2 separate regions of the Mus musculus genome follow, and region 2 is linked to region 1. The links are chromatin loops, found by intact Hi-C in ENCODE. Cell type or tissue: left cerebral cortex. All regions are shown on one strand. Links, peaks and the distances in the headings refer to the core of each region. The heading gives the core; the rest is flanking DNA. Region 1 has its middle 9.2 kb from the start of Gm32767. Region 2 overlaps Dnah14 (dynein, axonemal, heavy chain 14).

Region 1 (16,237 bases), core at 4,060-12,059:
TCGAAAATGCTGTAGTTTCAACAATAGTGAAAGGGCAGTTTGCTAATGGCTTTAGGGCACGGTGGCTGAAGAGGCAAACTTTCAATTGGCAGGAGTAAGGACAGGACCCATCTTGTACACTATAGCGACAACAGACAGTGCCACAGGGTTTAATACCTGAAAATATTTTAAGAGCAGATCTTTTAAGTGGTACTACCCCCACCCCCTTAAAGGTGTGTAGGGGTATTTAACATATAGGCCTGATTTTTAGGTACCACGCAATGTATGCATACAGCAATACAGCATGGTGCACACAACTTTTTTGAGTTAAAAAATAAATCAATCAGTAGGATTAATGGTCTCTGAAGAAATTTTCCGTCTCTTTCTCTCCTTCCCTCCTTCTCTCTCTCTGTCTCTCTCCCTGTCTCTCTTCCTCTCTGTCTCTCTGTATCTCTCCTTCCATCTCTCCTTCTCTGTCTCTCTGTTTCTGTCTCTCTCCCTCTCCCTCTCTCCCTGTCTCTGTCTCTGTCTCTGTCTCTGTGTCTCTGTTTCTGTTTCTCCCCCTTTCTCTCATGTACTCTTAGCATATGCTGCCATCTCTCAGGAGACAATTCAACCTGAGCCCCTCCCCAGAGGCTCTGGAGACCACTCCTGCTGTGATGTCTCCTGCCTGTTTCAGTCCAGCATCACACACTTTCCACCTGTCAATAACAAGATAGAGATGAGTGAGAAACTCATCAGCCTTGAAAGTTCCTTAGTCTGTCTATAACATTCTACTAACTGGGGCAACTGTAATGTGACCTCAGTCTCCAGCTGCAACAGGAGGAAACTCAGGCTCCATCTCTTGGTTAGGGCGTGGTGGTGGCTGGGAACAAGTTTGTATACATGTGCATGTGTTTGTATATGTCTATGTGTGTGTGCGTGTGCGCGCGCGTGCGCGCGCATGTGTGTGTGTGTGTGTGTGTGTGTGTGTGTGTGTGTGTATTTTTCTGGGATCAGGGAACACTATGTCCAGCCACAAGGATACTTGCAATGTTGTGAACTCTCTCAGTGGAGATTTATTCTTTTCCTGTCTCACTGTCAGGATAATACACAAGACAAGCCCTAGTCCCAAACCTCACTTTTCTTGCTCTTTGACCTGTAGGTTCAAAATTAAAACAAAAGCTCTCAATGTGTGCAGAAAAGAGAGAAAACTCTTATGATTTCACAAAAATTATTATTTGCTGGGGATAACGTTAGTTTCTTATTATCTGTGTCACAGGTGAACAGGATCTTAGACTGGCAGGATACGCTTTCAAGGGTTTTCAAAATGAATCATGGCAGTGAGTGGTAGCAGGGGCGCACAGGCCAGTCCAACAAGCAACACCTTGTCAATATGTGTGAGGAGGGGGGAGTGGCAGTCCTGAAGCATTTACCTGGCTTGTCTGTCTGTCTGTCTGTCTTCCTTTATTCCTCCCTCCCTCTATTCCCTTTCACTCCTTTTCTTCAGGGAAGACAGCAATGACAAATCTACTTGACATTGTATTTCATGACATGAGTCGTCATATTTAAAGCTCAGAGATCTATAATAAACTAATTTTTATCATTGGTTTTGGCGAAGATACACAATTGAAGAAAAAGAATGTAACCCAGCAGTAATTGGCTGAGGTGGGCTAGCCCAGGGAGGCTGTCTGTCCAGGCCATTCGTCACCTCTCTGGACAGTGCTCCTTCCTTTGGAGGGACGTAAGGCTATTCTAGAACGGGAGGTTCTATAGTCAAGCATGGTGTGTCAGAGAATTGCATTACAGATGACTCGGAAAGCTAGAAAAATGAGGGTAATATCCTCATGGTTCAACTGTCAGAGTTATTGTGTGTGACTATATAATATTATATATAATATATTTTATATATATATATATATATATATATATATATATATAATGTGTGTGTGAGTGTGCATGTGTGCACTCGAATGAGTCACTTTTCTTCTTTAATCCTTTAGGTCCCAGAGACTGGTCATGGCTAGGTGATCATCAGGCCAGGCAACAGCTTTTACTCACTAGGACCTCACACTCAATATTCTTAGTTTTATGATTGGCTGTGGGGGAACAAAAAGTTTTCTTTCTATGCCCTAAGCCGGGGTCTGCAGGCCTTAAGGCCATCAACTTCCCAGAGTTTGTGCGTGGTAACTGTGGGAGGACCTCTGCGGTAACAGAGGGAGGACCTCTGCACTCTGCCTGCACGCAACTGACGGGGGCTATGCTACCGAAGGTCACACTTGTGGAATTTCCGATGTATATTTGAGGCCACTTTGAGCCTCTGTGTGAAACTAAGAGGTGAGGGCTTCTGCTTTTGTCTGTGTGTATGTTCCTTCACTTGGGTAAGGTTTATTGCATGGGCAGCTTGTGTAGGTGCCTCAGGGAGCCAACGTGAGTTCAGCACAGAGCAGGTGGGAAACAGTGGTGTCCCTGGCTGTAAGCAACAACATCACAGAGACACTGCTCATTGTCTGTTACCCCTTCCACCTTGGACTGATCTCCAGGGGACCCTTATCATACACTCCAGTAGCTGATGTTTTCGATAATGACAACCAAGAAGTGCATGAAGCAGGCTGACAGTTCTCCTGTGACCTAATGTCAGTGTCTACAAGAAGTCTCCTGCCCAAGCACAAGGCTTGGAGTCACTCTAGCTATCTGCCAGGTTCAGCTCTTGGGAGTGGACACTAGAGACGCATCTTACTATGACACTGAGATCAGACCATTGCTGCCCTTCGAGGAAGGGATGCTATGGGTAGTAGTGGTTACTAAAGTGACTCATAGTACCAGGCAGGCAGCCTGTCCTTGCCCTGGGGGTTGTTGCAAAGTGTCACTGGTCAGAGCATTTGCTCGCAGACTGGCTGAGGGGACTAGAAAGGCTGATACACAGAGAGTTCCAAGTGCTGATACACAGGTTGGCCACAGCTGCCTAAGCAAGGGGGCAGAGTCAGTGACCCAGATGTCAGCCTACAGCTTAATTTCATTTAAATGTTCCAGAGTAAGTCATTGACTAAAGTCTTAAAGTCCAGAATTTTCCAAAGGACTTGATGATAAGTTCAAGCTTAAAGAGTTTTCTGGCAAAGTGGACACCTAGTGACCTCCAGCCCCAGCAGCGCCCCCTGCTGCTGCGGGAAGAAAAGTTGGCTAAGACTGTTTAGAGGTTCCTTCTCAGGCCACTGCAGGGTGTTTAATTATTGTTGGTTTTTAATACAAGAAGAGTGATCTCTGGCCATCACTTGGGATCCAAAGAATGAAGGGGAGCTAGGAGGTATTGTGGTGCTGGAGTTAACTCCTGGGTGCCTGCCTCGTGGGCTTTCTCTGCTTGGGTGCAGAGTCTCTGTCTCCTGCTGCACAGGAGCTCAGAGGACAGCACAACTGTTACTCCTCCCTGCCTTTGGGGGATAAACATTTGAGGAAAGACCCATGAGCTGGGGCGAAAGCCATTGTCTCCATGATCCTGTGCGTAGAGGACAGACCTGAAGGTGAGTGGTACCTGGCTGAGTGTCAGAGTCCCTCTTCTTCTGGGCTGTCTTGATGGGAAAGTTCAGCCAGGCACCAAGGGTCAGGGGGCAGAGGAGATCCACAGATTCAGCTAGAGTGCCTGCAAGAGGGAAGCTGAGTGCCCTCAGGATCCCAGGACCTCCCGGGTCAACTTTCAGGAGTGGTCCTGGTTGTATAGCATGATAGGGTGGACAGGGAACAGGGAACAGCCACCTTCCTGCTTCCCTCAAATTCCCAGTCTCAGAGTCTCTATTTGCACGTCTGAGGGTAGAATATGAGAAAACTGGGCTTTCCTGAGGCTTGCAGGAGCCTTGGGACCAAAGCACATAGTAGGCACTTAAAACTGCTGAAGTTGATCATACAGCCACACCTACGTCCTTCCTAGGAATGTGGGCAAGTCAGCCAAACTCAGAAATGTGTGTCCCGACACAGAGACACCTGTAGACTTCTTTTTGCTTTTAGTTCTTTTACGTTTTACTTTCCTGTTTTATTATTATTTTTTAACTCACAAGTAATTATAGCTATTGATTGGGTGCGGCTCAATGTTTTGGTGTTATCTCTGCACTATGAAATGACCAGATCAAGCCAACTAATATATCTACCCCGCAGTCATTGTTTCTGATGAGAATACCTGACGCCTATTCTCCCAGCAGTTTACAAGAGACTGTGTGTCTTTATTAATCCTGGTCTCGGAGTTGTCTTAGAGATTATTATGACATAGGTTTCAGGGACTACAATAAATTGATTTCAAGATGACCTATTTGGTCTCTCCCTGGGAAAACTTGCGGTGACAGGATGGCGCTCTGCGGGAGATCGCGTAACGATCAAATACAGGCAACTCCCTACTAACAAGCACCTCATACACTCGCTCAGCTCGGCATCGCATCGGCATCGACATACAGTCCAGCCGCTGGGCTTGTTATCCTGGTGTATAAACCAATCTCTTCACCAGCGTGTTGGTTTCTCATAGGAACGCAGCAATGTTTCATCTTCCCATTGCAATGTCGCCACCTAGTGTTCATAAGTAAGAACTGACAGACCATGAACCCCTGTCTTCCGCCGCCATTGGGGCAGTGTGGATGACTTCTGAGGTAATGGATGGGGTTCAAAATTTGAGGTGTAGCTTGGGTCTTGACGAGAAATAGCAAACACTGAAGAAGAGAAATTGGGTGAGAGGGGTGTCCCCTCCTTCCACAGACTGCTGCAAGGAGATACGGTTGGCGCTTGGGTCAAGAAAGCAGTTGTTTCGTGGAGGGGCAGGTCCCTATTCAGAAGTTTGTGGCTGACTCAATTCCTAAGGGCTCTAGGATGGGAACAAAAGAGTTTAGAGTTTAGTATTATCAGGACGTTTTCTAGGACACCAGGTAGGTGTGGGGTTACTTTCCTAAATGCACCGTGAATCCCCCTTGTCTGTGGGCCTGGAGAGACGGAACTCTTCACTCTGTGGACCTCCTGGGTGGTCTTTCTCTTTCATCTTTCTCTCTGTGTTATGGGTCCCTCTACAGTCAGGCAACCTCACGAGCCACCCTGTATTCTTACACGTGATTAAAATCATTTTTCTGGTGTATAAAAATATCAGGGTGCGCAGTGTTAGCAGGGAGGCCACACTCCTGCAGAGGGCCTGTGGGAACATTAGACGATCCGCCTCGATAGAGGTCCCATTCTATGAGAAAGGCTGGAAGAACCATGATTCCAGCTCAGGATTTTATCCAAGGGATAGGGTGGGGTGACCCTGAGAGAGGACGTCAAAGGGAGCCCAGCTTGTTCAGTGAACTCGTGCTACAATTTTGATCTGAAATACCCCGAAGCCCAAACTTGATCCCCGGTGTCACACAACTGGGAGGTGGTGGGCTCCTTAAGAGAGGGGTGCTAGTGGGAGGAAGCTGGGTGTTATGCCATGGCTATAGTGGGACTTTCTCCGACACAATCAGCAGTATAAATAATCGCATGGAGTCTTCTATATAGTTTGAAGCCGAGGCCTTTTGCTTGGGCAGTCTCCTGGCTATTCTATACCTAACCTGACTAACTAGCCTACAACTGGCCACATGGCTAGCTCTATAGCTTTCTCTGCTCATCTTCAGTCCTTGTCTGTTCCCTCTGGGTCGGCTCTCCCTTTGCCGCAATCTCCGTGCCCAGAAGTCCCACCCTCCATTTCCGGCTCCAGCTATTGGCTGTGAGATCTTTATTTACAACCAATCAGCAGTGAGACAATCTGCCTCTAGGATTACCTTCAAGTGTCTAAGCAGGTGCGGACGGACAACTATTTACAAACATAAGGCTGGCGAAGGCTGTAGACATAACAATGCCACTCTCCTGCCAGCATTTAGCTTTCTGTCCTACGGAATCAACAATTGAAAATACAGAGACATACCTTTACACAAAGTTAAAAAAAAGAAAGTTATCTCAACACCGTGTGATGATTTGTCTATGCTCGGCCCAGGGAGCTGCACCATTAAAAGGTGTGGCCCTGTTGGAGTGGGTGTATCACTGTAGGCGTGGGCTTTAAGACCCTCGTCCTAACTTCCTGGAAGCCTTCTTCTCCTAGAGGCCTTCCGATGAAGATGTAGAACTCTCAGCTCTGCCTGTGCCATACCTGCCTGGATACTGCCATGCTCCCACCTTGATGATAATGGACTGAACCTCTGAAACTGTAAACCAGCCCCAATTAAGTGTTGTCCTTATAAGAGTTGCCTTGGTCATGGTGTCTGTTCACAGCAGTGCAACCCTGACTAAGACCCATGGTCATGGACCTTGAGTTCAAAAGCAAGCCTCGTCTCTTCCGTGGCTTCCAGGCGCTGTGACACGGGTGAGCATCTTCCTCTACCAGGTGCTCCCAGCAGGACGTGCAGCCTCGCCACAGCCCAAAGGCAGCACATTCGCTAACCAAAACTGTAAGCCCAAAAGAACTTCTCTCTTTTACTCTTACAGTTGATTGTTTCGGATATTTTATGACAATAATAGAAAGCTGACGGGCAGAGCTAGTGACAGACATATAAGCCCATTGCTGTGAGTTTTGCCCCGAGGTTAGCAGTTGACTTTCATTTCCGCAGGGACATGTTAGCATGACTCTATTATAAAATAAGTCTTCCTGTATCAAGGCTATGCACACACAATCCTGCCTGGAAACTCTAAGATTAAGTAGACATTTATTCGCTGACATTTACTGTGGACTTGCACTGTGATAAGACTATTATTGTAAAAGAAAGGTTTGGGGTAATAGAGAACTCAGCTCAAACCAGCTTGTCATTCCCACTCTGTGTCCTTGTGAGCTTGACGCTTAGCTTCCCTGACCTTGACCCCCTTACCCATGCAGAGGCTGTTACCAGTGGGCTACCCTTGAAGAGTTGGAAGAGTTTGGGGAAAGCTGGATGTAAGATGAGTACCAACAGTACTGCAATGAGTTATTCGCACCCTTTAACAGATGCTCCTACAAGGGCAGAGGTCAGCTCAGAGGACAGTGGTGCCATCCCTGGATTAGAAGGACTTGTGTTCTGGGGTAATGGTGGATAAGATGTAGACACATAATGTTGTATGGACTTTTGATAAGGATGATATATTTTGATAGATGAGAGAGATAATTGGGGTTATTCTTTTTATTTTATTGTTTTTAGACAGTGTCTTAGGGTTTTACTACTGTGAACAGACACCATGACCAAGGCAACTCTTATAAGGACAACATTTAATTGGGACTGGCTTACAGGTTCAGAGGTTCAGTCCATTATCATCAAGGTGGGAGCATGGCACCATCCAGGCAGGCAGAGCTGAGAGTTCTACATCTTCATCTGAAGGCTGCTAGCAGAATCCTGGCTTGCAGACAGTAGGATGAGGGTCTTAAGCCCACACACTCAGTGACATACCTACTCCAAACAGGGCCATACCTTCTCACTCCCTGGGCAGAGCATATACAAACCATAACAGATAGGGGTTCTCATTGAGACCAGGATGGCCTCAAAAGACACAGAGCCCACAGAGACCTGCCTCTGCCTCTCAAATGCTGAGCTTAAAGGCACGCTCCATCTGGATGTCAGTATTCTTAAATGGACTTCCAGATGAAAAATTAGTAACCCAAAGAATCCTCATGTAGATGTGATACAAGAGGCAGATCGGACAGTTAGGTTTAATTTTCAACTTGACATGGTCTAAAATCACCTGAGAAGAGTCTCAATGGGAATTGTCTATATTGGTTTGGCCATAAGCAAGTCTGTGGGGATTGTCTTAGATTATTTGATGTGGGAAGACCTGCCCACTGTGGGTGGCACTATTCCCTAAGCAGGAGGTCCTGACCTTGGCTAAGAGTTGGAGAGATTGAGCTAAACACAAAAACTCACAGGAGCTGGTAACCGTGTGTATAATCATTTCTCTATGCTCTTGACTTTAGATGTGAGGTAACAAACCCTTTGAAGTCCCCTTCTGACTCCCCCACAATAGTGGACTATAACCTAGAATTGCAAGCTGAAATAAAAACTCCTTTCTTGGGCTGGAGAGATGGCTCAGAGGTTAAGAGCACTGCCTGCTCTTCCAGAGGTCCTGAGTTCAATTCCCAGCAACCACATGGTGGCTCAGAACCGTCTATAATGGGCATCTGATTCCATCTTCTTGTGTGTCTGAAGACAGCAACAGTATTCCCACATACATGAAATAAATAAATCGTTAGAAAACAAAAACAAAAAACGCCTCCTTTCTCCCTAAGTTGCTTTTATCCAGGGTGTTTTACCACACCGACAGAAATGAAAGTGACCCCAGGAGCCCTCTGCGGGTGTCTGGACAGGGCGCCAGTTGGGTTTGGAAGATCCCTTTGCTCAGTAGTATATATTATATCTATGGCATCCTCCCTGGAGTGTAAAGCCGTGCTGTACAAGAAGGATCAGGAAGAACTTATATGTGTGATAATGGGCTGCTGGGTGCTGGCTGTTTCCTGAGGGTGATGTTGAGCGCTTGGTAGGTTAAGCAGCGTCTTGCCTCCTCGACTTTACACTCGTGAGAGCGTGAAGGAGGACTGCTGAATTGAAGGATTTCTGCAGTAGGCAGTACAGTACGAAATGGCGTCCTCTGACGCTGTATGAAGAGTGGCCCTAGTTGAGGAGGGTTTCTTCCCCTGTGCTAGTCCAGTTGCTGTTTGGAGAGGAGCATTGATGTTTAAAGATGGCCTGATACTTCCCAACATCCCTCAAAGACTCAGACCAAGTGCCTCTGACCACGCCTGCTTTCCTAAGCATCTCCTCACCTTGTCTGGGGCTGGAGGTGTTAGGAAATAGACAGGAGGAGAACCCGAGAAAAGAAGATGCTAGAAAATAGGCAGGTGGAGAATGGCGTGGTAGGAGAACAAGGAAGATGTCCATCATTCTGGGGAGCTGAGGACTGGCAGGTGGCAGAACAGTGGCCATCAGTGACCTTCAACGAAGCTGAAGAGCCTCGTAAACATGCGTCCTTTCCTTCCTTTTCTCCCAGGTTTACAAAAATCCTTCATGTTCGTATGTATATCATTGAGACTTACGTTAAAAATAGATTTCGGCAGCTGTTGAGTGGTATAATTATCCCCATGACATCAGAAGTACATCCAGTACCGACTTCTTTTGTTGCCACTCACCAAATGCCACCAAGAACCACATACTGCTCAGCGGTGACAGCTGCCTTGTGGGCATCAAGTAGAGAACTGTGGTCCTTACAAGCAGCTTCTTCAGTCCACATCCATGGCCTGAAAGCTGCCTGGCACCATGTGAAGCTGACAGGTCACATTGTCAGAGATGCCCAGAGAGGTGCACAGTCACATTTATTTTGTGAGGGGTGGATTTTGTGTTCAAAAAAGGAAGAAAGAAAGAAAGAAAGAAAGAAAGAAAGAGGGAGGGAGGGAGGGAGGGAGGGAGGGAGGGAGGGAGGGAGGGAGGGAGGAAGGAAGGAAGGAAGGAAGGAAGGAAGGAAGGAAGGAAAGAATTTTTTCCTCTTTCCAATTTGTTATAAAACACAGGAAAAAACTATTCTTTTGATAATCAAGGACCCATGGCAACTGATCAGCAGCCCAAGAGACCAAAGTTTTGAAGGGTAGTATTTTAAATGGCTAGAGTTTGGAAGCTGAGACTGAAGGAAGGGCAAAATATTCCAGAGAATTCCCTGTGACTTTTCCCTTGCGCTGTCTTGGTCCATTTTTCATGTTGTAAGAGATTACCCGAGACTGATGGGTTTATCGAGAGCATGGCTTCGTTTTGATTCATGATTCTGGAGGTCAGGAAGTCTAAGATCATAGCCCTGACAAGGGCCTAGCACTGTTTCAACGTGGCCAACAGTAGAGAGACAACTTGGTGTGTGTGAGGCAAGCCAGGCAGGAAGTGTTGTCACTTTGTAACAGCCAGCGCTCGAAAGAGCAAACCCACTCCCAAGAGAAAACATTTCTATCACTTATATCCCAAATGCCCTGATGACTCACGTGCTAAGCCTTGGTTATCAGCTGTGTGGCTGTTGGAGGCAGCTGAACCTTCAGGAGGTAGAGCCGAGGTTAGGTCACCAGGGCTGTGTCCCTGAAAGGAATATTGTGACCATAGTCCTGCCTCTTCAGTTCACTTCCTACTGCCCTGGGGAGAACAGTAAGCATGCTGCCTGTCCCTAGCATAATGTGTTATCCCACCCCAGACCCCAAAAGAATGGAATCAAGTGATCACAGACTAAGAACCCAAACTTTGCTGTTTAAGAATAAGTTGCTGTCACTCCAACGTGTTCTACACTATCGGGAAGCTGACCACCACAGGCATTAATCCCTCTTCCTTACTCTCAGCCTGGCTGGAACTTTGCCTCCCTGTGCTACCAAGATGCCAAGGAAATCTCAGCAGGGGATGTAGAGAAAAGAATCCACATTGAATCTTAGCTCCCTCTATCCCCTCTCAGCTCCTCACCTCTGCATGGCCACCCTGTCCAGCAACCCTGCATGCTTTTGCCATTGGGAAGTGGAGCTCTTTAGACAGCAGGGAGTAAACCCATGTGGTTCTTCTTAGAAGACAAACCCAAAGGAGTTGTGGATTTGATGAACAGGTTGCAAGGAAGGGAGATTCTGTGTGGATAACTGTAGAGGCCTCTCACTTTCTCCCTGCAAGGCTGGTGAGAAAGCTGGGTCTATCCACGGCCAGAGGATGGGTGGATCCAGTTTCTGGCTGCAAAGTTTCACAGCAAAGCCAAGGCTGTGGTTGCTGCTATGATGGAGCGACTTGGAGCCACAAGGGGTCAAAAGCACTTTTGAATCTGAGATGAAGTGTTTCCTGCCCCCCTTCTTTCCTCCCTTCTTCCCTTCTTTCCTCCCTCCCTTGTTCCCTCTCTTCCTTTCTTCCTTCCTTCCTTCCTTCCTTCCTTCCTTCCTTCCTTCCTTCCTTCCTTCCTTCCTTCCCTCCTCTCTTCCTTCTTTGCTTCCTTCTTTGCTTGCATGTTTTTATTTCCCTTTTGCCATTTCAGCCAGCAAGTTGCACTCTTTCTTATGCTAGCACAGAGAAAATGAGCTAGTAAAGTCCTTGCTGGCTGATGTCCCACTTGCTGTGCAGGGTAATAAGGACCTTCACTAGGGAGGCATCTTTGGGGAGTGGAGGACAAGGGATTGTCCTGTGGCCTCTGCAGCTTGACTTTATTTCCTGACTTGCTGTTGCCCCTCTCTAAAGTAGGTATTACTTCCTCCATCCTTAGTGCCTGGGAGTCAGGCTTAGGATATCCTGCAGTCACTGCTATTGGAGGTGAACCAGAGGGAGCCTAGCTTGCTTTTCCTCCTGGTTTTTGACAAGTTCTTTTATGGGATCAGTTCTTGTACTGCCATGGGAGAAAGGAGTTAAGTAATCAGGGAGGCCTTCTAGGTGACACCTAAAGCCAGAAACCTTAGTAACTTTATCTGTACATTAGAAACCTCCAACCCCCTGTCCCAGCCCTGTGCAGCTTAGAGGACATGGGAATTCAAGTCCCAGCAGGATACTGCTAGAACCAAGGGACTGAAACAGAAAGAGCAGGACAGCAGGAGCCTAAGAGCTGTGTAAGGAGGGGGAGGGAGAGTCACAGCCTACTTAGCTGCCAGGACAGCAAGGCAGAGACAGCCAGAGAACTGGACTGACAAATGAGGGCACTCCAGACTTTGGCAGATGGCAGCAAAACCACACCAGCTGCTTTTTTTCCCAGGGCTGCCCGGTCCATTTGCCAGCCATGTCATGTTTACTCTTAGGACATAAAGAGAGGTTCACTGGAAGAGGGTGACTTCAAGGCTTCTCACTGGTACTTGGAGAGCTCTGTCCAGTTGAGCAGCCTCGGCACATGTGCCACTACTGTGTTGCCCCTGGCAGAGCCGTCCCCTGACAGGCATCAGCATCCCCACTTATGCAAGTCAACCCTGGCTATGATGTAACTTTTTATGCCCTGTGACTCAGGGTGGAGGGACTCCTTGGTCCCTCAGACAGCTCAGTGATTCCTTAATCATTTCCTCCTTTTAAGTCCTTAGTCACTGCGGGAGATCTGGCTGATTTCTAAGTTTATCACTCCTTGCTCCCCGGAGAGCATTTAGTAATATGCTGCAGGGGACAGGAGCTCTCAAAGCCCGTGAAGAAAATGGGCTTTCAGACACCCCCACCCCCACCCAGAAGAAGAGCAGAGGGTGTGGTTTGAGGATGCCTGGCACCTGGGCCTCTGTGTCCCTGAACAGATGGCAGCTTACACTGCTGGCTGGAGAACTGGGAAAGTTCAGAGCTGCCTTCAGAAGGTCGACACCCACTCACCACCCTGATGAACACCCACGGATGTGACGGTCATATCTAAGAAGAGGAGGGTGCGGCTACAGACAGGGGTTTCTGTGACTCAACACAATCATCTCTCTTGGCTAAATCTCTAATATCTGCTCCCCGTTGAGGAACTTTGGGGTCCCAAAGAGGCATCCATTTACTTCTGCATTGGGGGTGGAGGACTTTACATGTTGGCTGAATTGTGTCTTTTAAATGACATCGCAAGCCAGGCATGGTAGCGTGTGCCTGTTATGGTTCCTAGCACTCAGAAAGCCAAGGCAAGAGGATAGACAGCTATGGGTCAGGATGGGCAACACAGGGAGACGATCTCAAAACAAAACAAAAATGCCTCGAGAAATTGATTTAATTCCTCCCTCTCTGTTTCCCTCCTTCTCTCTTTTTCCGTCCTCTCCCGTCCTCCTCTCCCCATTTGCAGGTTACTGAAATGTTACAGTAACCAATACGATCAACTTGATTTCTCCTCTCAACAGTACAGTTTCAGGTTTCGAGTTGAGAAGTTAGTTGAGTGTGGATGCGGCCCATTCCCTTTATAGCTATTGATCATAGTTCATTGCGGTTCCTTGTATGAGTATAGTATTTTTTGTTTTATGGACTTCACTTGCTGAACATTTAGATTTGTTTCTAGAGTTTTCCGCCAATACCATATAGTAATCCCTCTCCCTGCGTGGGCTCCCTGCGTGGGCTCCCTGCGTGGGCTCCCTGCGTGGGCTCCCTGTGTGGGGCTCCCTGCGTGGGCTCCCTGTGTGGGGCTCCCTGCGTGGGCTCCCTGTGTGGGGCTCCCTGCGTGGGCTCCCTGCAATGTTTGCAGTAAGAGGTTTATTGCTGAAATACAAGTTGAATAACGCTGTGCATGGCCACCTGACGCTCTGTGGCCAGTGAATTGCTTGTCGCACTTGAGCAAAAGGTTCCTGTGTGTTATATAAATATTTAATCCTAATCAAGGGTTTCTACCCCACCTTTGACCATTTAGTTCCCAGATAAAAGATATACACAACCTTTCTTTTTTCACACAACTTTCATATTTATAACAAGCCTTAATCAGCACAAGAGCTTGGCAGGTTTCTATCTTCTTTGCTATTATATCTATTTCCCAGCCAATAATCCCATACACAATTTGCTATGTTTCCTCTGGGCTGCTCTTAACTCCAATTAGCCAACCCAACCCACATGGCCATTATTTTAAGATTCTTATCCCATGACAGCTTTCTTCTCCATTCAACAACTTCTCTCTCTCTTTTGTGGTTCTGACCCCAAGTCGGGGACCCTAAGCCCCACCCATGTCTCTTCTGCCCAGCCATTGGCTCGCACCATCTTTATTCACCAATCAGAAAGAAGGTTACATAGTGGACTCTCTTGTCTCTGGGGCAACTAGGCCTCGCGGGTCAGCACTTACAATACATAGCATAAGACCAAATCTCAACCCTGTGTTATTGAGTGTTTTGGTTTCTGTTGAGGTTTTGGTACTCGGACATTAGGGCTATACTATGTCTCAGACAGTGGCTGCTCCTTTACCCTAGGAGATGAATGAGAGGATACAGCGAGCCAAACCAGTCTAGATTAGTCCAACCAATCAGCTGAGCCAATGCCCAGCAAAGGCAGCCCCAGCCAAACTACTGCCCTTGGCTTCTGCAGAAAAAGAAATGCCTAAGCGGCGGAGGCTCCAACCCTGAGCCATCTATCTCAGCAGCCACTTCATGGTGTTTCCTTTGGTTCGTTTGGTTGAGCCAATGCCCAGCAAAGGCAGCCCCAGCCAAACTACTGCCCTTGGCTTCTGCAGAAGAAGAAATGCCTAAGCGGCGGAGGCTCCAACCCTGAGCCATCTATCTCAGCAGCCACTTCATGGTGTTTCCTTTGGTTCGTTTGGTTTCGGGTTTGTGTGAGAAGATGGCCTCTAGGTCCTGACTTGCTAGGTAAGCACTCTCTTATCTCTGAGCCACATCTCAGCGGAACACGTGCTTTGAGACCAGGCAGGCACCTTGGAGTTCTTGGGTGACATATGTTTCTCCGCTGAGCACGTGGTTCCATTTCAGCTCACGTGAAAAACGTCAAGTAATAGTAGCAGGGATGGATGTGTGTAAATTCATCTGACAAAATACTCATGCTTCCACACCCATCAAAGAGAAGGAGAAGATAATGTATCTGGGTGAGCTGAGACGGTGGAAGAAAGGAGAAACACGTTTAGTTTCTGTAAAATAAGCTGCCCTGAAACTTCGCAGTTTAAAACATCCAGTGTTCCCTAACTTCTGTAGCCTGTGACACCTCAGCTGGGCTGTGATCAGCAGTGTTTCATGGGATGCAGGAACTACTTCATGCTCTAAGTGTGGCTGGTGTGGGCTTCGTGGCTTCCAAGGCTATTCTTTACTTCCTTTTTTTTTTTATCGAAAATACAGTTTTTTCAAACAATGTGTTCTTATGATCTAACCACCCCCAACTCCTTCCACATCCTCCCTCCCACAAAAATCCACATCTTTTCCTCTCATTAGAAAACAAAAAGACATATAAAAATAATAAAATAAAATAAGATTAAAAACAAACAACCAGAGAAAACAAAATAGGACAAAACAAACAGAAAAAGAAAGAAGCCAGAGAAAAAGCACACGAAATACAGACACAGAGGCGCACACATTTGCACACACAGAAATCCCACAAAAATATAAAACAGGAAACCATAATCTATAAGCAAGAGACCTGTAAGTTTAAAAAAAAATTCCCAAAGCATTATGAAATAAAACCTACAAAACAACAAAACCAACCAGAACCCCCAAAACACCTCCAAAAACACCGTGGTTTATTTTGTGTTAGCCATCTACTGTTAGGCATGGGCTTCCCTTAGAGAGGTTTATACGCTCAGTGAGACTCTGTTGGAGAAAACTAATTTTTCCTTTTTGAGCAACTGTCACTAGAGATAGTTTCTGGACTAGAGCCCATGCAGGCCTTGCGCATGCTCCGTCCTCTGTGAATTGCCCTGCACATCGCTCCTGCTCTGTCTAGGAGGCCTTGGTTCCATGGTGTCTTCCATCCCCACTGGCTCATTAATGATCTTTTTACCACCTCCTCAGAGGGGTTTCCTGAGCTGTGCTGGAAGAGATTTGATGGAGACAACCCATGTAGAATTGAGTGTTTCGAATTTCTTAATGGCCGAATAATATCCCATTGTATAAATATATCATGTTTTCATTATCCACTTTCAGCTGATGAACATCTAGGTTGTTTCCATGTCCTATCTGTTAGGAATCTCAACTCAAACCTGAAACTGTATTGTTGAGAGGAGAGATCAAGTAGCTCTTACTGGTTACTGTAACATTTCAGTCACCTGCCAGGCGAGGAGGAGAGGAGAGGAAGGAAGAAGAGAGAAGGAGGGAGGGAAAGGTTGGGGGGGCACGAATTAAATCAATTTCTCAAGGTAGTTTGTTTGTTTGTTTTGAGATATTAGGAATAGAGCAGCTATAAACATATGAGCAGTTGTCTCTACAGCAAAGACAGTCTTTTGAGTGCATGCTCAGAGCAGTATAGTTGGGTCACATGGTAGATCTGTTTCTAGTGGTTTGTACAACTGCCACACTGATGTCCATAGTGGTAGAGTGTGGGGCTTGGGTTCCATCCCAAGTGCTAAATACATTGTATACTTGTATAAAATTTTCAATGAGTAAATTGAAACTCTAACTATGAGATGCCATCTCTGCCTGGCATTTGGAGACTTTGAGGCTTTTAACATGACAACATTTAGCAAAAATTAAAGGACAACTTGAGTCACTAGGAGCGACTTCCACACTGTTTAGTTCATATTAGAAATGATACAGATGAGCCAAATCGATAATGTATGTACCTGTAGCTCCAGCTACTTAGCAGACAGAGGCAGGAGAATGGCTTGAGGCAGAGTTCAAGGCCAGCAATACAGACAGACCCTCATCTGAACACAACAACAACCAAACAAAATGTTCTAAGTGCTCAGCGAATGATCTGCTGCTGTCTGCGTACAGAGATCTGTT
Region 2 (8,000 bases), core at 1-8,000, 67 kb after region 1:
CTCTCTCTCTCTCTCTCTCTCTCTCTCTCTCTTTCCTAGGTAGATACTTGGAGCTACAAAATTCCCTCTTAGGGCTGGTTTTAATGTGTCTCAGATTGTGTGTGTATGTGTGTGTGTTTGTTTGTGTGGGGCTGGTGTGGTGTGTATGTATGTGGTGTTAGTGTGTGTGGCCTGTGTATGGTATGATGTGTGTGTGTGTCTCTCTCTGTGTGTGTCCGAGGTATGTAGGGTGAGTAGGTGGTATGTGTGTGTGTGGTATGTTTGTGTGTGTGTCTGTGATAGGTGGGGTATGTGGGTGTTGTGTGGTATATGTGTATGTGTTTGTGATATGTGGGGTGGTGGGAAGTGTGTTTGGTGTGGGGTGTGTGTGTGGTATGTGTGGTGTGGCCTGTGTGTGGTGTGCTGTGTGTGTGTATGATGTAATGTGCATGTGTGGTATTTGGTGTATATGTGGTATGTGTGCGTGGGTGTATGTGTATGTGGTATATGGGGTGAGCAGGTGGGTGTGGTGTGTGTGTGTGTGTGTGTGTGTGTAGTGTGTGCATGTATGTGTGGTGGTCTCATTTCTGTGGTTGATGGTATTCTCCAGTGACAGATAATTTGTTGGAGACATTTGAGATCTCTTAACACATCCTGAATTCTCCTGTTTCCCAATATACACCAAAAATTGTGATTGTGAGGTCCTGAGCTAGTGTCTAAGATCTCCAGCTCTGCTGGACTTCCACTCCCACAGGCTTTTTCGAGGGAGAGCATATGTTGGTGGCTTGTGGTCTCCTGCAGGTCCTGAGGCTGTTGGAATCGACTCTTCTGTTAGGTTTTTCTGAGGGAATTCAGAATCATGATTTGATTTTGATTTTTAAGCCAGCCAGAGAGTTTCTATCTCTTGAGATAGAAGTAAAGGTGTTTCATATGCTTGATTTCATACCTTAGATTACATTTATACTTATGTTAATTTTATTTTGTCAGTAGTTCTGATCTTTTTCCTTTGTCCGGTTTTCCTGTCCAGTTTTCTAACTTGTTGCTTCTTTAGATAGGATCAAACATGTCTGGGTGTTCTTGTCTCTATTTCCCATCAACCTCCACGGGCTGGAATTACCTTTTGGGCTTGTTTATGAGTTTTCCATCTTTCTGACTGCAGTGGTTCAAGTCACTTCCTCCAGGGGCAGAGGGTGTAGCTCATCGTGGGCACATGCGAGGGTGAATGAGCTCTGGGTTCAATCCGAGGCTCTGTGTTGACAGACATTCCCTAGAACATACTCAGTCTTGCCCTGGTTCAGACTTACTGCCATGAGGCTATCCATTCTATTTCTCTTCCTGCTAAAGTGAGATCCGTTTTCGTGAGGTTGAAATGTGTGTAGCATAGAAGAGGTCAGAGGCGTTGCCTACATCCGTGGTGTTGCACAACCACCACCATACACTTCCAGAACCTTTTCCCAGGCTTCATATGCAAAACCTCCACACTACCCTCCCCTTCCAGCCATGGCAACCTTTCTAAGAATTTATCCATTCTAGGTACCTTGCACATCTGGAATCATAGCTATTGCTCTCTCTCTCTCGCTCTCTCTCTCTCTCTCTCTCTCTCTCTTTGTCTGGCGTATCTATGTTAGGATATCTTTAAGGACCATCCATGTTGAAGTGTGTATCCAAATTTCACTTCCTTTCTGTGGTCTGTTGGCAGTACTTTGTAGTTCTCCATTGACCTGTTGGGTTTCTCCCCTGTGGACTATGGTTAGAGCACAACTGTGCACACCAGATTGGAGCTACTGATTGGGTAGCTCATTTCAGATCTTTGAGGTATATACGTAGAATTTCAGGATCATAGAATTTGACATTTAACATTTGGAGGAACTTCTCTACAGTTTCCCACAACAATGTCTATATCTGTTTAGACTGTAGCAAGAACGTATGGGATTCTAATATCCTCACCAACAAAAATCCAGTCCAGTGAGCACAAGGTAATCTCTTGTGATTTTGATTGGGTTTCCTAATTGTCAGTGATTTTTAAGCATCTTTTCTTTTCTTTTCTTTTTTTTAAGATTTATTTTATTTATCTCAGTACACTTTAGCCATCTTCAGACACACTGGAAGAGGCCATTGGATCCCATTACAGATGGTTGTGAGCCACCATCTGGTTGCTGGGAATTGAACTCAGGACATCTGGAAGAGCAGCCAATGCTCTTAATCGCTGAGCCATCTCTCCAGCCCTTAAGCATCTTTTCTTATACTTATCATCCACTTGTATGTCTTTGGAGAAAGGGCCAGTAAAATTGTTTTCATTCCCTATTTGTATGCCTGTGTTTGGGTGTGGATGTGGATGTGTGTCAGGGTCCATGGTCAGAGGTCAGAGGACAACCTTGGATAATTGTCCTCAGGTACCTTGCCCCTTTTTATGTGTGACAAGGTCTTTTACTGGCCAGAAATCTGAGCATGTAGGCCAGGTTAGCTGGCCTGCGAGCATCCAGGGGTCTGTTTCACCCTCCTATTTGTGTCATCGTTGAGAGTGCAGATATGTTGTAGCCATGCCTGGCTGTTATGTGCTTTCTGATGGCTCAAACGCAGGTCTTCACACTTACAAGCTGAACACTGCTGACTGAGCCTCATCTCAGCCCTTTCTCCATTTTTTAACTTACTTTGTTTGTTCTCTTTCTTCTTTTCTTCCTCTCTCTCTCTCTCTCTTTTCCTTCTTTCCTTCCTTCCTTCCTTCCTTTCTCTCTTTCTCTCTTTCTTACTGTTATATGAATTCTTTATATATTTTCATATTAAATAGTAAAATAAATGATTTCAAAAATAAATTTCCCTCCCATTTCTCATTCTAGAGACAGGAAGATCTTTTCTAGGAAGGAATCAGACGATGATGAATTTGTTCTTTCAAGTTTAACTGCTCCTTCTTTTCAAAGCTCACAACCAAAACTAGACACCGATGTTAAAGAGGTAAGGTGCGCCTCAAAACCACTAACATAAATTTCGATACAAGATGAATAGCAAGTTCCAGAGTTAAACATTCAGTTAACAATTTCTTGCCACACACACATATGTGCGCATACACAAACATACACACATACACATGCGCACATATGTGCCACCTTCTCCCATTGTAAAAAGTTGCAATAATGCCTTCCAAATTGCCCACTAATACTAATTTCACATTTCATCTTTTTTGACATGTAAATATGGTTACAGTTTATGATACTACCTAACCTTTATCACCACCAGTTAACCGTTCTATTGTATGTTGTTCTTGCCTTGTGGGCACATTTGCTACCTTAGACTTTTAACAGTCATCGTGTGGCAATGGATTTGAAGAAAACCTATGCTCCAATATTTGAGATCAGCCTCTGTCTGAGACTTCCCACTATGAATGACTCTCCAGAGGACCTGGAAGGGAATAATCAGAAGTCTGAGAACTGTGAAGAGTCTCTGGTGTGTGATGAGGAGGAACTGGAGAACCGAAAAAGAACTTCAAGTGAAGCCATGCTCAGCCAGTACAACCAGCCGAGCAAGTTTGGCACCCTCCTGAAACGCATCCTTTCAGGTGAGGCCGGAGGCAGCGGGTGGCAGCTGGTAGTAAGGAAAGAAATTTAGGATTATGCCATGTTTGTTAGTTATGCCACGTTAGCATACTTGCTAAGGGGAGCAATGACAGACCACGAACTACCTTGTGGTACATGCGAGTGGTAATATCATTCACTGTGAACCACTTACACTGTCACTCTGGCCTTCTGGGCTTTCATTTTCAGGATGAGTGGCACCTAGAACGGCTGCTAAAAGCCCAGGAGTGCCACCTGGTGGTAGAATATGTGCCTAGCGTATGTGAGGCCCACAGGAAAGGAAAAGAACACAGTCTGGGACTCTGCTCCAGGTGTCCTATCAGAGTCTGGGATATGATTCTGGAATTCCCCTTCCAGACAGGCTCAGCGATTGATTCTCAGGTTATTTAGAAAATACTGATATATATTAAGTTGTTGTCTTGCATTTTAAACTGTTAATAAATTTTTACTTTGTCTTTGTTTCAATAAATTCGAATAGACTCAGGACTCCAGCTTGAGTCTGATCAAGAACGCTTCTATAATAAGTACGTATTGACCATTTTATAAGCATCTGTGTTCTGTTGGGTACTGCGATCCCTTGAATGTACTCTTATGTATTGTTTTCTCTCAGATTTTTTGAATTCCCAACAAACCTCTTTATGGAACCCAACAGACTGGACTTTTCGACACAATTCCAAAATATGATAGCAACTATAGAAAAGTATGTCAGTAAGTATCCAAAAGGCTTGGTGCCTTCTATGGCAATCTCTTTTAAATCAATGCATTTGATGCTCTTAGTGATACATATGGTAGATATAAATAAGAGATCATGAGTCCCAGTGCTTGATCAAGCAGTGTTTATTTAAAATTATTTGAAGATGATGATGATTGTGTGTGTGTGTGGTGTTAGACTTTTCTCAAGGAATAGAACTGTAGAATAAGTTACATGTGTGTACATATAATATCTATGAAAAATTCCCCTAAATATGTATATATGCATACACACACACACACATATATATGTGTGTATGTATATATATACATATATATATATATGGATTCATATATATATATATGTGGATTCATATATGCATGCACACACACACACTCACATGGGGATTTATCTAAGTGGCTTATAGGCAATATTGTTTGACTAGTTCAATATTAGCTGTGTTGCAGTGGAAAGGCCTAGAATCCAGTAGTTGTTCAGTCCGAGAGACTAAATATCTTAGCCGTCTCAGTAGGTTGCTAAAGTCCCAGGAACGTCCTAGAGAGTTGCTGGTCTTCAGTCTATATTGGAATTCCAAAGAAGCAGGTTCTAACACCAGTGAAGGAGTGTCTCAGCAACAGGATAGTTGAACTTGCCAGCCAGAGTGAGGGCAAACAGGTAAAAAGTGAAAGCTTCCTTCTTCCATGTCCTTTGATGTGGACTGTGCTGCCACCAGGGGGCGTGCTGCCCCAGGGGGTGTGGCCCAGATTTAGGGTGCATCTTCGCAGCTCAGATGATCCAATCAGTCCCTCACAGGATTGTCTTTTCATATATTATAAATGTACTTACATTGGCACCCAAAATTAACCCACATGCACATAAAGAAAATGCATAGAGCGTTAGCATCAGGAAAGCCGCTCAAGGCTTGAGTTGTGTGAATTTTATGTCATAGCATTCATTACAAAGACCTTGTTCCTACCTTGAATACATTTTAAATGATTATTTTTTTCAGCTCGATGAATATAATCTAAGATTATATGACAGTGTCCATCCCCCACAGTAAGTTTTAGAAAAAAATTTAAGCTAGTAGGACCCTTAGCAGCTCAGTTGTCTTGTGACAGTGTGCTGAATTCATGCTTTAGCATGGTGCACTTGTTCCCTGTCCCCGCCCCCCAGGAATTTCTCACCTGGACTTAACTGCTTATCTATAGAAATAATAGACGTGTATCATTCTCTACTAATGTTTTTTTAAATTTTGGGTAGAGATTCATTTTGAGGACATAGGTCCTCTGGCATTCTTTCCATAGATTCTTTTTGCCACCTAGATTTTCTTTCTTTCTTTTTTTTTTTTCTTTTCTTTTTAGATTTAAGTTTCTTGGGTTAAAAACATGTGATTGCTCTCATGTCTTTTTTTTTCCTCAGTATAAAATGATTTTGTCATGTGATTGTTTTGAAATTTTCATTATAAAATAATTCAAGGCTTCTGTGACCATCACTTACACATGCTTGTCACGTGCTTTTGCTACCCATGCTGTGGTCGTCAAAACCACGCACCCAACAGTACGCTGGGGCCATTGAATCAACAGAACCGATTTGATTCTTGGAGCTGCTTCCCGCCTGTCTGCTTTCTATTCCATGATCTGGAGTCCAGACTCACATGTCACACTCAGTTCACTGGACCCTTGGGTCTTCCCATCTAGGACATCTCCTTTTCTTCACTTTTATACTAGTTATCTGCCGGGGGGGGGGGGGGCAGCCCCAGTGTGGGGTGTTTCTTCTTTCTTGTCAGTTCTTGAGGCAGCGGAGGGGGGAAGAGCATAGGTGGAGGGTAAGACTTTGTCTTAAGAGTTTCTGGGGTAAGACTTTGTCTTACGAGAAATTTAAGGTTGCTGTATAATAAAAAGTTTGCTTATCTAAGTCTAAGTTACTATGCTGTTGTAGCTGACCTGCCTTCTGTGTTCCTCTGAGGCCAGAATCTGCAGTCTCTGGCACTCAGCACCCCATCCTGAAACAGCAGGAGATTGAGTAAAGGATTCATTGCTAGACCTTTTCCCTATTGTCCAGATGCCTCTTGCTTGTCAGGTTAGGGGGAAGTTTGGAGCAATAAACTTCTATTGAACCAGGAGAAGAGAATAACACTAGCAGAAGGAAAAACTTTTACATAAGCAAATATGCATAATCTCACATAAATTCATATTCAGTTTCATTCATGCTCATTTACTCATTTTCATTCAAATCCAGTTGGGCCCAGCTTGCATGCATTCTCACAATTACATACTTACACACACACACACACACACACACAGGTATACATTCTTACAATTACATACTTACACACACACACACACACAGGTATACATTCTTACAATTACATACTCACAGACACATCCATACTTAGATATACACATGGAGCAAAAGACCAAGCACCGGTGCAGAAAGAACTCACTCATTCTGGATGAAAAATTCACTCCAATCTTCATTACATAAAGAAAAAACTTCTACATTTTTAATGCTAAATGAATTAAACCCACATTTGTAAGAAAAAATGCTTTGTTTCTTTTAATAAGACTAAACCTGCCTTGTCCTTACCATGAGACCTGTTCTGTCCCATGGTAAGGAGAAGCCTGCCTGCCCCTTCGGCTCTCTGTGACATCTTTTTTCCTCTTTCCCTCTGCATTCTGCACATTGCTCTCTTAGTATTTTATGTTATCTATAATTTCTAAGTTACTCCACTCTGCATTCTCCTTCTAATCTAAAAAATGTTCTGTCTAAAAACTTCTCCTCAGCTCAGTTCCTCTCACCTCCGTTCCTCTCACCCCAGTCTCTCAGTTCTGACTCTTCTCTTTGTCCTCAGCTCTTAAACGTCTTTCAGAATACATGATCACATGTTACAAAGTTCATCACAAGTTCACACAGAAAATCAAATCATAAATTGAGATAGAAGTTTACAGCAGAGAATGTGTACATGCGTATCCATTAGGAGTAATTATCTGGCTAAGCATCCATCACCTGTCTCAGCTCCACAGGTTCACTGAAGGGTTAAAACCATAACTACGTTATTAGTGAAGTTTTGTGTATATATAAACCCTGCTGATATTTTATCTTCTGTTCTAGCACCTATAATAAATTGTTAGTTGCCTTTAATAACCTTTGGTTAATTGTTTCACAACCTCTTGGAATGTGCTCTGAGTAGGAGAAAGTCTGATTACCATCTTAAGAGCAATTAACTGGTGACACTTGGGAAACTGGCAGAGTTCTCATTGCAGCTTTGACTATCAGAAAAAGGACTTAATAGCAGTCCCATTATAAAAGAGCTTAATATCACAGATATAATTTTAGAAATTCTTATAGAATCATCACTAAGACTTAAGTCATCTATTTGTCTATATAGCATCACTACAAGATAGTCCATCTTCGTGGATCTGCAGAGATCTATTTCAAAGGGGGTGTGCTTCTACTTAGTGATTGTTATATATATTTAATAATAACAGGAAAAGCATATTAATAGCAGGAATCTTTCCTAAAATTAGTCCCTCACAGCCTTGCTTATTGAGAGCTCACCTGTTGCAGATTATATAATAATCCGAGGCAGGTCACTTCAGGATGATCACCTGCTAGTTATTAGCTTGTCCCATATGGCTCCTGACATCCTGTAGAATATATCAGTTTGGCTTCTCTGCTGTGGTCATGAGATGAGCGTGAGGCGCTTGCTCCATTTGGGGCATGAATGTTGTAGCAGTCAGACAATCCTCTCACTGCCTTTG

Evidence for each region. Hi-C counts contacts between places; a loop is a spot of excess contacts. Peaks named below come from ENCODE experiments on the same cell type or tissue, not always from the same donor. Only the 100,000 strongest peaks of a DNase experiment are listed, where the experiment ranks them.
Region 2: it touches region 1 in a loop (2.6-fold over the local background); 9 of 42 quality-filtered maps call a loop at or near these places.

Annotation. Positions count from the first base shown.
Region 1 is chr1:181,541,100-181,557,336 of GRCm38, forward strand. No RefSeq gene overlaps it. Among named protein-coding and RNA genes, the nearest start is that of Gm32767, 9.2 kb to the left of the region's middle. In left cerebral cortex, for the core only: a CTCF peak has its summit at 4,513 (motif pointing left); DNase peaks (open chromatin) are centred at 4,501, 8,508, 8,757, 9,054 and 1 more place; H3K4me3 peaks cover 271 bases; H3K27ac peaks cover 411 bases.
Region 2 is chr1:181,612,567-181,620,566 of GRCm38, forward strand. Dnah14 (dynein, axonemal, heavy chain 14) reads left to right here. Exons shown (of 87, transcript NM_001377039.1): 13 at 2,817-2,931; 14 at 3,268-3,532; 15 at 4,027-4,072; 16 at 4,159-4,256. Among named protein-coding and RNA genes, the nearest start is that of Gm33612, 11 kb to the right of the region's middle. In left cerebral cortex, for the core only: CTCF peaks have their summits at 3,781 (motif pointing left) and 4,972 (motif pointing right); a DNase peak (open chromatin) is centred at 3,779.